Linked DNA regions of Homo sapiens: region 1 is linked to region 2. Evidence: chromatin loops called from intact Hi-C (ENCODE). Cell type or tissue: natural killer cell. All regions are shown on one strand. Each heading gives the region's core, and the rest is flanking DNA. Links, peaks and the distances in the headings are about the cores only. Region 1 overlaps STX18 (syntaxin 18). Region 2 holds the start of LINC03091 (long intergenic non-protein coding RNA 3091).

Evidence for each region. Hi-C counts contacts between places; a loop is a spot of excess contacts. Peaks named below come from ENCODE experiments on the same cell type or tissue, not always from the same donor. Only the 100,000 strongest peaks of a DNase experiment are listed, where the experiment ranks them.
Region 1: a loop joins it to region 2, with 3 times the contacts of the local background. A loop is called at or near these places in 1 of 110 quality-filtered maps.

The regions. Positions count from the first base shown.
Region 1 is chr4:4,521,262-4,526,642 of GRCh38, reverse strand. The region is part of intron 1 of STX18 (syntaxin 18); the gene reads left to right. It overlaps LOC107986254 (a long non-coding RNA gene), which reads left to right. Exons shown (of 2, transcript XR_001741564.2): 2 at 1-175. Among named protein-coding and RNA genes, the nearest start is that of STX18, 18 kb to the left of the region's middle. RefSeq lists an enhancer at 4,320-5,381. In natural killer cell, for the core only: a CTCF peak has its summit at 2,104; a DNase peak (open chromatin) is centred at 2,072; H3K27ac peaks cover 1,601 bases.
Region 2 is chr4:4,572,881-4,578,261 of GRCh38, reverse strand. The region is part of intron 2 of LOC124900165; the gene reads right to left. The region is part of intron 2 of STX18-AS1 (STX18 antisense RNA 1 (head to head)); the gene reads right to left. LINC03091 (long intergenic non-protein coding RNA 3091) reads left to right here and starts at 2,371. Exons shown (of 5, transcript NR_199719.1): 1 at 2,371-2,506; 2 at 3,051-3,204. RefSeq lists a silencer at 2,578-2,937. In natural killer cell, for the core only: a CTCF peak has its summit at 2,812; DNase peaks (open chromatin) are centred at 2,631 and 3,321; H3K4me3 peaks cover 1,092 bases; H3K27ac peaks cover 374 bases.

The sequences.
Region 1 (5,381 bases), core at 94-5,093, 52 kb after region 2:
TACAAGCATATTTGCTTCTATACTTTCCCGTTGACTCAACTGCGATAAAATCAGCATCTTCCATGGTGCACATGAAGTCGTATATTGGGAGGATTGGTTTTCCTGTTTACATTTTGACGTTTTGTTGTTGTTCCAGCTTGTGTAAATAAAAATTTAGGAATTCGAACTCACCAGAGAGCTCCTCCACCCTGACTGCCATTTTTGCAGTTACATCTGTCATTCTCCCTTTTCCTGTCCTCTATCCAGTTAATTACCAAGCCCAAGAAGATAGACACTGTGTTCCACTCCCCTCACAGCACAGAGCACAGTTCAGTACATAGTATTTGGAAATCAATTAAGTGAATAAGCACCTGCACTTTCTCTCCGTCTCATCCATTCTGCTGCTACCATAGGAGTTCAGACTCCTACCATCTTGTGCCTGAGCTGACACAGTAACGGTGAGCCCTCAGTCCCTCTCCAAGCTAAGCCACTGCACGGAAGATGTTGCTTTCATCATTACTTTGGCTCAGAAGCGCTCAGTACCGCTCATTCTCCACGCAAAGATTCTCAGATATTTGGTCTTTATAAAGCTAGCCTACCCACCTCCAGTGTTAAACCCCACACTTCCCCCATCATCCCACCAGTTTTCACCATGCTGCTCTGTTAGCAGTCCCCTCAGCTTCTTGCCTCCTTCCTTGGCTCCTGCTATTTCTCTTGCCTGGACTGCTTGCTCTCCTTCACTTTCTCAAATTCCATTGATCTTGAAAGGCACATTCTAGCCTATACTAGTCTCCTCTTGAATTGAAAGCATTTGCTGCCTGTATTCTTACTATGGAAATATGTATGGCTTGTGACATCCCTTGCCTTATTATTTTGTGTTTTTATCTAGTAATAACATTGTCACTTAACCTTTCAGCTGCGATTGTGTTATCTCTCAAATGATATTGTTTATTTGTGGGCTTATATTGGGCACAGGGGATGGAAAAGGAGAGAGCAGGACTCTATTTTCATGCTTCTTTGTATTTAGCACAGTGGCTCTTGTACCCAGTAATACAGCCTTTAGACAGAACAGACACCATATCTTCTTGGTCTTTGTATTCCTAGTGCCTTGCAGAGCATCTGGCCCATAGTAGGGATTCATACATGGCATTTGAATAAATGAACAGAAGGCACACCTCAAATATTTGTTTAGTAGTTTTACCCCCAAACTAAATGAATCAACACAGGTAATTTTCCATCTTTTAAAAGCCATAAAAATCCAGTTTTCCATTTAGTTTTTTTCATCATTAACAGTTCTCCCTCAAGCACTTCTCCTTTGCCTGCCTTGAGCTTCATACTGAAATTTAAATCAATTTCCTCTCATTCTTTTCCCTGTGAAATTGGAGAACAGCTGTTTAGTCACCTCCTTATAAATAACCCTTCAACAAGTTAAATTGCCTCTAGGATTTGCTTTCTCCAGATTAAATTATCCCAAAGTCTTTTCTTTTTTCTCATAAAGGCCTTTTCAAAAAGAAACATTGGTTACTTTTAAAATTTCTTTTTCTAGCTCTTTATAAAACTTTATTCTTTTCATAAATGTACCACAGGATACCCCTATGTGGGCCTGACTGATGCTGTCTGGAATGGAAAGCTTTCCTTCCACATCTGGAATCTCATTCTTCTATTTTGTGTTGTACCTTGTTAGCTTCTTTTCTTTTCTTTTCTTTTCTTCGTATCCTATCAAATTTAATTTGCGGTCCACTCTCACCCTCTCCCTGTTTGTCTCCTTTTTCTGTACATTTCTTCAAATGTGTGGCTTGATTTTCTTCCCATAAACACTAACTTGCTTTATCAGAAGTCTTACTAAGGTTATAAGTTACAGAGAATCCAACACAAATTAGCTTAAGTGATCAAAGGAATTTATTGATTTATATCACTGAAAAGTCTAGTGGTATGACTTAACCTCTGGCATGGCTGGACTCGGTGAACCAAACAGTGTCACCACAGGCCTGGTTTTTCTTACTCCCTCTGTTCTGCCTTGCACACACAGTGTTGGCGCCTTTAAGGCGCCTCTAACGCCCTTGCTTTGTGGCAGCCACTGAGCTGCAGCACTTGCAGGCCTCACTTTCTCATAATGCCCCCTCTGGAGGAAGAGAGAGGCTCTTTGCTTGACTGGGTTTCACTTTCTCTTACTGGCTCAAATTGAGTGATATTCTTATCCTCAATCCACTCCTGTTGCCACTAAAAGGATATACTGCCTAGCTTGGTCCATTTAGGACCCAGCTCTGCATCTGATGCAGTATGTTACTTCCACCCAATACATTTGGCTGAGAATCAGGGACGAATTGTTTCCAAAGGAAATTTGGGGAGCTGTTCCCAGAAGGAGGGGAGCAATGCATGGGGGTGGCCAACAAGAGATGTACATTGCATTCAAAATTGTGCCCATTCACTCTGCTTTAGGCATTATAAATACCACTTTGAACTGAAGGTATCTCTGAGAATGAATTATTTATTCACTTACTCATAGTCACTTACTGTTAAGCACCAACTATATGCCAGGCATACAACTAGGTTAGGTATTAGGTGTACAAACGTGAGTGAGACAATGTCTGACTTTGAGAAACACATAATCTAGGGAAAAAAATAGACTTAGAGGCACATAACTAAAGCATGTTCTAATAAGTGCTGCTATCAAAGTGTCTGTGGACACAGGTGGAAGTGAAGAACTCAGTGGGAGGGGTTAAAGGGAGAGGGCATAACAGGAGAGGTGAGTTTTGAGTTAAGCCTTGAAGGGTAAAAAGAGATTCCCCTAGAATGGGAGAGGAATGGCATTATCTCGAAGGCCATGGTGCACTAGAAAAAGTTTTCAGTAGGGGACTAATGTGGTTAGGTATGTATTTGAGAAAGATCATTCTGCTGGCAGTTGGTGGATTCGGCAGAGGTGAGAAGGACTGGCAGCAAGGAGGAGGACCAGTTGAGCTGTTGCAGTAATCAAGTCTAGTCAAGATACAGCAAGGACCTGAACTCAGCTCGTTACTATAGAGCTAGGGAGTAGACTCGATATATTTGAGAAGAGCTGGGACTTGTTCAATGTAGGAGATGTGAATCAGTGGTTATAGATGACTTTGAGGTTTTCATTGTGATAGGTAGGTAGTTAAGATGAGTTCAGGTTTGTAGTTACTTGAGGTGCCTGCTGAACACCCAAGGGACACGTTTCCCAGGCAGTTGTAAATATAGAAATGTACTGGAGGAAAGATTTCTAAGCCAGGAATTTAGACTGGAAAAGACATCAGAATGTAAATGGAGATTGAAGCCTTGAGGAAAGAGTGGGATCACCCAAGGGGAATTTCAAGTCAGAAGAAAAGAGGGCCTCAGAGTAGTCCCTGGGAAAAGACTACATTTGAGAAGCCAGCAGAGAATAAGAAGTCTGAGGAGGCAGCTATGGAGAACGTAGGCCTGTGGATCCCTCCAAGTAATAAGCTTGTTTTTACTTGGATTAGAGGTAATGTCACCTGGAATGATTTGTGCCATGATGGTTAAGAGCATGGACTCTGGGCTCTACCACCTCCTGCAACTGATCTGTGGATAAAATATTTAACCTCATTTCCTCATCTATGTAATGGGAATAAAGTAGTACCTAATTTTGGAGAATTAATTTGAGTAAAGCACCTTGAAAGTGCTTAGCACATAAGAAGTGCTATAGAATGTTTGATAAACACATACGCCAGTAAACACATGTGTTTGTACATTTCTGTCTCTCTGCACTCACATAGCTGCTGGCCAGTTAATCTGAAATCCAAAATTAGTTTATTTGTACTTAAATAATTTGATTTTCTGGAAACTCTGCTAGTTCCAATGCAACAATGCAAGTATCTTGACTTCTTGAAGGTTTTCCAGATTATTTGCTGGATTATTTTTTTCTACTGATGATTAATTTTACCTCTGACTTTGTTATACTTTTCTTTGTTTCTTCCACACTTCACATATTTTTTATTGTTCCTAATACTTTATAGCATACAGCTTTTATTTATTTTTAAAATTTACTTTCTCAGAATTATTCCTAAAGTTCTGGAGTGCTCTGTGAGTTGCTCCTCCACATTTCGGTCAGTTTCTAGTGTGTTACTTTTAATCAGGCTAGTTTTCTCATGCATCTAAAGGAATTGGCAATATTCTCAACTCCTCCCCATTATGGTCAGGGATATGAACTTACTGTCTTCTTCTTTCATTTTCCCAAGTAAATGTCTTGAACCACTGATTAGATCTGTGTGCCCACAATAACATAAGCAGGCACGAAGCTTAAATCTGATTTAAAGGAGAGGGCTGTATAGTCTATTACTCCATTACGTTTTTTTAAGTGTCTAGATTAAAATAGATCAGTATTCAGGGTGTGAGTATATTGCTAAGTCTCTTAACACTCATTGAACCAGACGTCGTGTGTGTTCATTTTTAAATGATGGGGTGGATTACTTTTATATTTATTATGAACACAAACACTGATGCTAACAACTGACATGTGAAAGGAAAGCAGGCAATAGTGATGAAAACCATTTAATGATTAGTGAGGAAACAAATATTGTTTAATGAAAATAAAAACCATGTCTAAAGGGCCTAATGCTGACTTTTGGAAATATAACCATGTTGCGGTCTTTTGTGTACCCTCTGTCCTGTACAGTAGATATTGTTTAAAATTGCTTGGGAACTGGAGCTTGCAATTGTGAGCCTGGAATGTCCTGCAGATAATTAAGTTGTGGTCAGGCTTTGGAAAAATAAAAAGTTCTCGAACTATGATTTTATAAACATGCTACAATAACATTTCTTTATATTTAACAGTTTCTTATAGAAAGTTGATACTCTCATGAGGCATTGATTAAAGGTAAAACATCAAGAAAGAAAAAATATTAAATTAAAACTTCACTTAGGATGTTGACAGTTGGCTTGTAATATTAAACAGATGTGTATGTTCCTGGGGATATTCTTCTTTCTGAACTGAATTGCTAAGTTGTATTTTTTTTTTAATGACAACTACAAATATTTGATCAGTTAATAATTTTAAATACCCTTTCTACAATCATCTGTATTCTAACTTCATCTGTAGTTTGAGCCCTCTCAATGATATAATGATTGGTGAAACCTTTGCTGCCTCTTCTTAAGTCTTTCATTTTCTTTCTTTCTTCTTTATCCTCCCCCGCTCTAAAAGCTTAACTGGGCTCTTCTGATTTCATGATGCATACTTGGAGATTGATTCCTTGAAATAATTTTAGGATCATTGGGTGGAATTCTACCCTTGCAGATTTATGTCTGTAGTTTACTTCCCTATAAGCTTCACTTTGGCATTTGAGTGCATAAGCTGACCTACATTGTGGTATTGTGTTTGTGTGGTCAATTGTAAAGGCTTCATAATACGTCTGTATAGCCAGCCATGC
Region 2 (5,381 bases), core at 66-5,065:
TGGTCACACAAGTCACAATGGCATGAGACACACAGAAAGACCATGGCAGTGTCTGCTAAGGATTCAAGGAAAAGTGAGGAGAGTGCACCCAGAAAAAAAAATCACAGAGAATCACAGGCTATCACTGGAGAAAATATCTATTTGACCCCATTTGCGAAAGTAGGCCATTAGAACTTTACCTTTCCCTAATGCTCAGTTGCATGAAACCAAACTGCTTCTTCCATGAACCCATATGAGAGAATGATGGCACTGAAAGGAGCTTCAGATAGGAAATTTTCTGATCCACCTTCATTTTCCAGAAGGGGAAACTGAGGAACAGAGAGGTGCAGAAACTTCCCTGGGGACACACAACATGAGTAGTAGCACCATGTTATGGACAGAATGTTTGTGTTCCCTCCATATTCATATGTTGAAGCCTTAACTCCCAAGGTTGGTATTTGGAGGTGGGGCCTTTGGAGATAGTTTAGTTGAGATGAGGTCATGAGGGTGGGATCTTCATGACTGGATTAGTGCCTTTATAGGAAGAGACCAGAGAGCTTGTTCCCTCTCTCTCTCCACTATGTGAGAACACAGCAAGAAGGCAGCCATCCGCAAGCCAGGACAGGAGCCCTTACCAGACAAGAATCAGCTGGCCCCTACTTCTTGGACTTTCAGCCTCCAGACCTATGAGAAGTCAATGTTATCTGAGCCACCCTATGGCTATGGTATTTTGTTATAGCAGCCAGAGCTGACTGAAACACACCAGAACTACCCATCCTTTTTCTGGTACACTTAATATCTCATGTTCTTCTACCCCAACCTCTCATGAGAAACTCACAATTCAATTCAGCACTGACAAGTACCCTCCTTCTATTAGAGTTAGGCTGGTGATTGAGACATGGTTACAATCACACTGGACTCCAGGGAATCTACAGCTTAGCAGGGCCTGACCTGAGAAGGTCCTGCTCACATGAAAGCCAGGACACTAGAAAGATGGGAGGTGCCCCACCCCTAGCATGGGGAGGAGGTGGGGGACTGAAGTGGGCAGGACCATCCTAGGGGTTGGGTACCCTAAGAAAGTTGCCTGGGACCCCCATGCTGCTGGAAGGGATTTCCAACAAAAATGCTGGAGACCTGGAAAAGTAATTTTTGGCTCCACCAGGAGGAAAGCAAACTACAAAGTCAAAACTAATAAATGTCTAATTAAATGTCTACAGAAGGTAGCACCGTGTCAACATCATTAAAATGCTAAATTAATTATTCCTAAAAATTTCATTACATGTGAAAAGGATTTAATTTTCTCACTTTGCAAGAATTTCCCAGTACACCCAATCATTTCTGTGAAATCACAGCCACTGTAAATTAGTGCCTTGTAGCCAACTAAAAGCAAAATCAAAATTATTTTTAAAATATAGTTTCAGATATTATGGAATAAAAAGGCCATATGTAATGTGTTTTGAAGTTTGCTATGATGACGGCCAGGCTCCACAAAACAAAGGTAGCTAAGGGCCTGCAAGGTACTGACTTGGTACCTTAACTAGCTGGTGTCACAGTCCCTGCTGGGCATCCCTGGGCAGGTCACTTCACATCTTTGAGCTTCAGTTTTTCCCCTTCTGAAATATCCAAGGGGTCAGTAACCCTGCCTGCGAGAGCTTGTTGTGAGGATCCAAAGCCTCGACCCAGGCAGTAAAGAGGCATAAAAGCCAGACAGGGCCTCACTCGCCTGGGACCCAAAATTTAAGAGGGCGCCCAAAATCTCAATAACCAAGATAAAGAATACTTTAATGTAATATATTTTTAATCAAAGTAAATATATTTCTAAATTTAAATAAATAAATGAAGGGTTTTTAAAAACACATACACACACAAGACGACAAAAATGTCAAATATTTAAACATCTGTCTGGGACTCTGAGGCCACCCTGCCCAGCAGCATCCCTTCTAGCTCTGTGATCTGGGACTCCTTCTGCGCCTCGCTTCACAGATCTGTACAGTGGGGTGATCTGTACAATGGGATCTGCACAATTGGGTGGTTTATACAATGGGGTGATCTGTACAATGGGGTGATGTGTACAATGGGGTGATGTGTACAATGGGGCGATCTGTGCAATGGGACGAGCTGTACAATGAGGTGATCTGTACAAAGGGGTTATCTGTACAATGAGGTGATGTGTTCAATGGGGTGATCTGTGCAATGGAGTGATGTGTACAATGGGACAATCTGTGCAATGGGACGATCGGTACAATGAGGTGATCTGTACAATGGGGTGATCTGTGCAATGAGGTGATCTGTACAACGAGGTGATCTGTACAATGGGGTGGTCTGTACAATGGCTGATGTGTACAATGAAGTGACGTGTACAATGTGGTGAGCTGGACAGTGGGGTGAGCTATACAATGGGTTGATCTGTAGAATGGAGTGAGCTGGACAATGGGGCTACTCACCCCACCCACCTTGCAAAGTGATGCAGGACAGGAAATGGGTTAATAGAAGCTCGGATTTAGAAGAGTGCCTGGCACGCCTAAGGGTGAGGTGCGAGGGGGGTGCTATATTGCCCTCAGCGGGCACATCGCGCGTATCGGAGAAAACCCAGGTCACACTGTCACCCACGAGGTTACGCTGGGGCCGGGGCTTGGCGCAGGCGCGTTGTGGTCGCCGTCGGCGTGGCCTGCGCTACCGCTCCCGCCCTCAGAGAGGCTCTTGGGGGCTCCGGAGGCAGCGAACCGGGCGCCGGGCGCTGGAGGCCAGGCTCTTCTGCCCGTGGGACCCCGCCGCGCGCCCGTCTCCGCCTTTGTCCCGCTCAGCGCCGCGGGCCGCACGCTCCTCCCAGCGCCGCCAGGCGGCCCGCGCCCTTTGTCTGCCCTGCGGCGTCTGGGGCGGCGCTGACACTTGATCCCGAGGCCCAGCGAGTCCCTCATTAGGCGCGGCCGCACTTCAAAGGGGGCGCGACCGTCCCTCTCAGACGGCGACCCGGGCGGGGCCGCGCCAGCCGAGCGGTTAACCCGCTCCTTTGGGGATGGGAGGCGCCTTCCCCAAAGGGGTCCAATAATGAAACTTTTTGTCCATTGCAGGCTCAAGCCGTCTGTGTAATTATCTTAAACTTTTTCATTTCGGAAATGAAACAGCTCCTCCCTTCACCGCCACCTTGGCTATTTCTGGGACCAAAGGAATCCTTGAAGCTGACCGGGCAGGAGAGTCCACGCTGGGAGTAAAATCACTACAAACGTTTGTAGGGGGGCCCTGGCTGAATTAGTTCAATTTCAGGGAGAAAACTGGTGTGTGTGTGTGTGTGTGTGTGTGTGTGTAAAATCACTGCAAATGTCTGTCGGGGCGTGGCTGGATTAGCTCAGTTTCCGGGAGAAAACTGGTGTGTGTGTGTGTGTGTGTGTGTGTTGTGTGTGTGTGTGTGTTGGGAGGAAGGGGGAGGAAGGAGGAGGGCATTCTCTGGTGGAGGAGAAACAGCCTGAGCTTCTCCCCTTCCCATGTCTTTCACAGCAGCTCATACACTGTTTTCTCGCCTTGCAATGCCCAACTTTCTACCTAATGACCTACCCTCCCCTAAGGCCCTGCTCAACTCACCTTCACTGAGAAATCTTCTCTGGCCTTCAGCCCTTTTCTTAAAGCCCAAGGTCTCTGAAGCTGCACTTGATTGGTTGGATACTGTATTAGACCATTCCCACGCTGCTAATAAAAACATACCTGAGACTGGGTAATTTATAAAGGAAAGAGGTTTAATTGACTCACAGTTTAGCATGGCCGGGGAGGCCTCAGGAAACTTACAATCATGGCGGAAGGGAAAGCAAACGCGTTCTTCTTTACATGGGGGCAGGAAGGAGGAGTGCTGAGCAGAGAGGGGAAAAGCCCCTTATAAAACTGTCAAATGAGAACTCATTCACTATCACAAGAACAGCATGAGGGTAACAGCCCCCATGACTAAATTACCTCTCACTGGGTCCCTCCCACGACACTGGGGATTATGGGAACTACAATTCAGGATGAGATTTGGGTGGGGACACAGCCAAACTATATCAGATACTTAGCTGGCTGGATTCCCGGCTGGAGCACACACCTGCCCTGTGAGCTACACATTAGCAGGGCCAGGTATTGCGAACGCAGTGTCTGGACCAGGTTTCCCACATGCTAACCCGTGGAGAATGACTGGGCAAAGTATTTATGAAGGAAGTGCTCTCACAAGAAAGCAAGAGGGGAGTGGAGGAAGCAGGAGAGGAAAGGAGAAGAGGCCACACAAGGACATCACATCAGAAGTCCCAGTCCCAGCCTGATCCCGAGCTCCCCAGAGTAGGTTACATCTGCTTGGAGGCAAGGAACACGGGCTGTCCTACCCTCCTGCCTGTCTGTTTTTGAAATGCTGACGCTCACTGCCATTGCAGAAGTGGCTGCAGTAGCCCAGGTTAGTCCCTCCAAGAAGGCTGCAGGGTGAGTCTTAAGAGTGGAGCTCACAGAAGCATGGAGGATGGGCATGCAGAGCCAGAAAAGGGCATGCAGGATATCTGAGGGCCCTGGGCAGACCCAACGGTGTCTGCTGCAGCAGCTCACAGTGAGTGTGCCACATCATGGCCTGGAAAACACTCTAGTGCTCTTTTTATATACAGTTGGTGTCTGTCTCTCCCAGTAAACAACCAGCTCCTTGAGGACAGAGACAGCGAGAACAGTCTTTAGCAGGGAATGAGTACTGTGTTCCATGCTCTTGCCACCAGTCTTAGAAATTCCAATAAGCATTCATTCACCATCTTCCATGTGTCAGACTCTAAGCCAGCAATATGGATTAGGATGGCTTGGTTACCTAATGAAACTCCCCACTAGACTGCAAGCTCTTTGAGGGAAAGTGCTGCATCTTGTTCTCCATTTTCATCCTTAGTACTTAGCACAGAGCCTTTTACAATGGTAGGAGCTCAATAAATATTTGACGAATGAATGAACAACTTGTCTCAGGGAGTTGGAGTTCACAGCCTAGTATAAGAGGTGCACAATATATTAAATATCTTTTAAAAGCTAAATGTGAAAATTGTAGCAGAGGGAGAAAAATGATTAACTTGGGGTCAAATTTAGGGATCAAAGAAAGTTTCACAGAGTTAAAATATTTGGAATGGAGGGGTTTATCGCACATGGGAAAAGCATTCCAAGCAGAGAGACAGCCTGTGCAAAAGCAAACAGGCATGAAATAAGCTATCTGGTTCTGGTAAATGGGGGCCTTCCAGCTCCAACATCACATGGGAACTCGGGGAAAGTTAGTGATGATGTAATGATTTCAGGGAGTACTGCAGAAATGGATGATTTTCATTTCCTGCTCAGATTTCACTGTAGCCTTTGAAAATGGCAGAGCCACAAACTGTGAAAATTGATATACCCTTCCAAGGAGAGAGGGCCTAAGCTGCCACTGA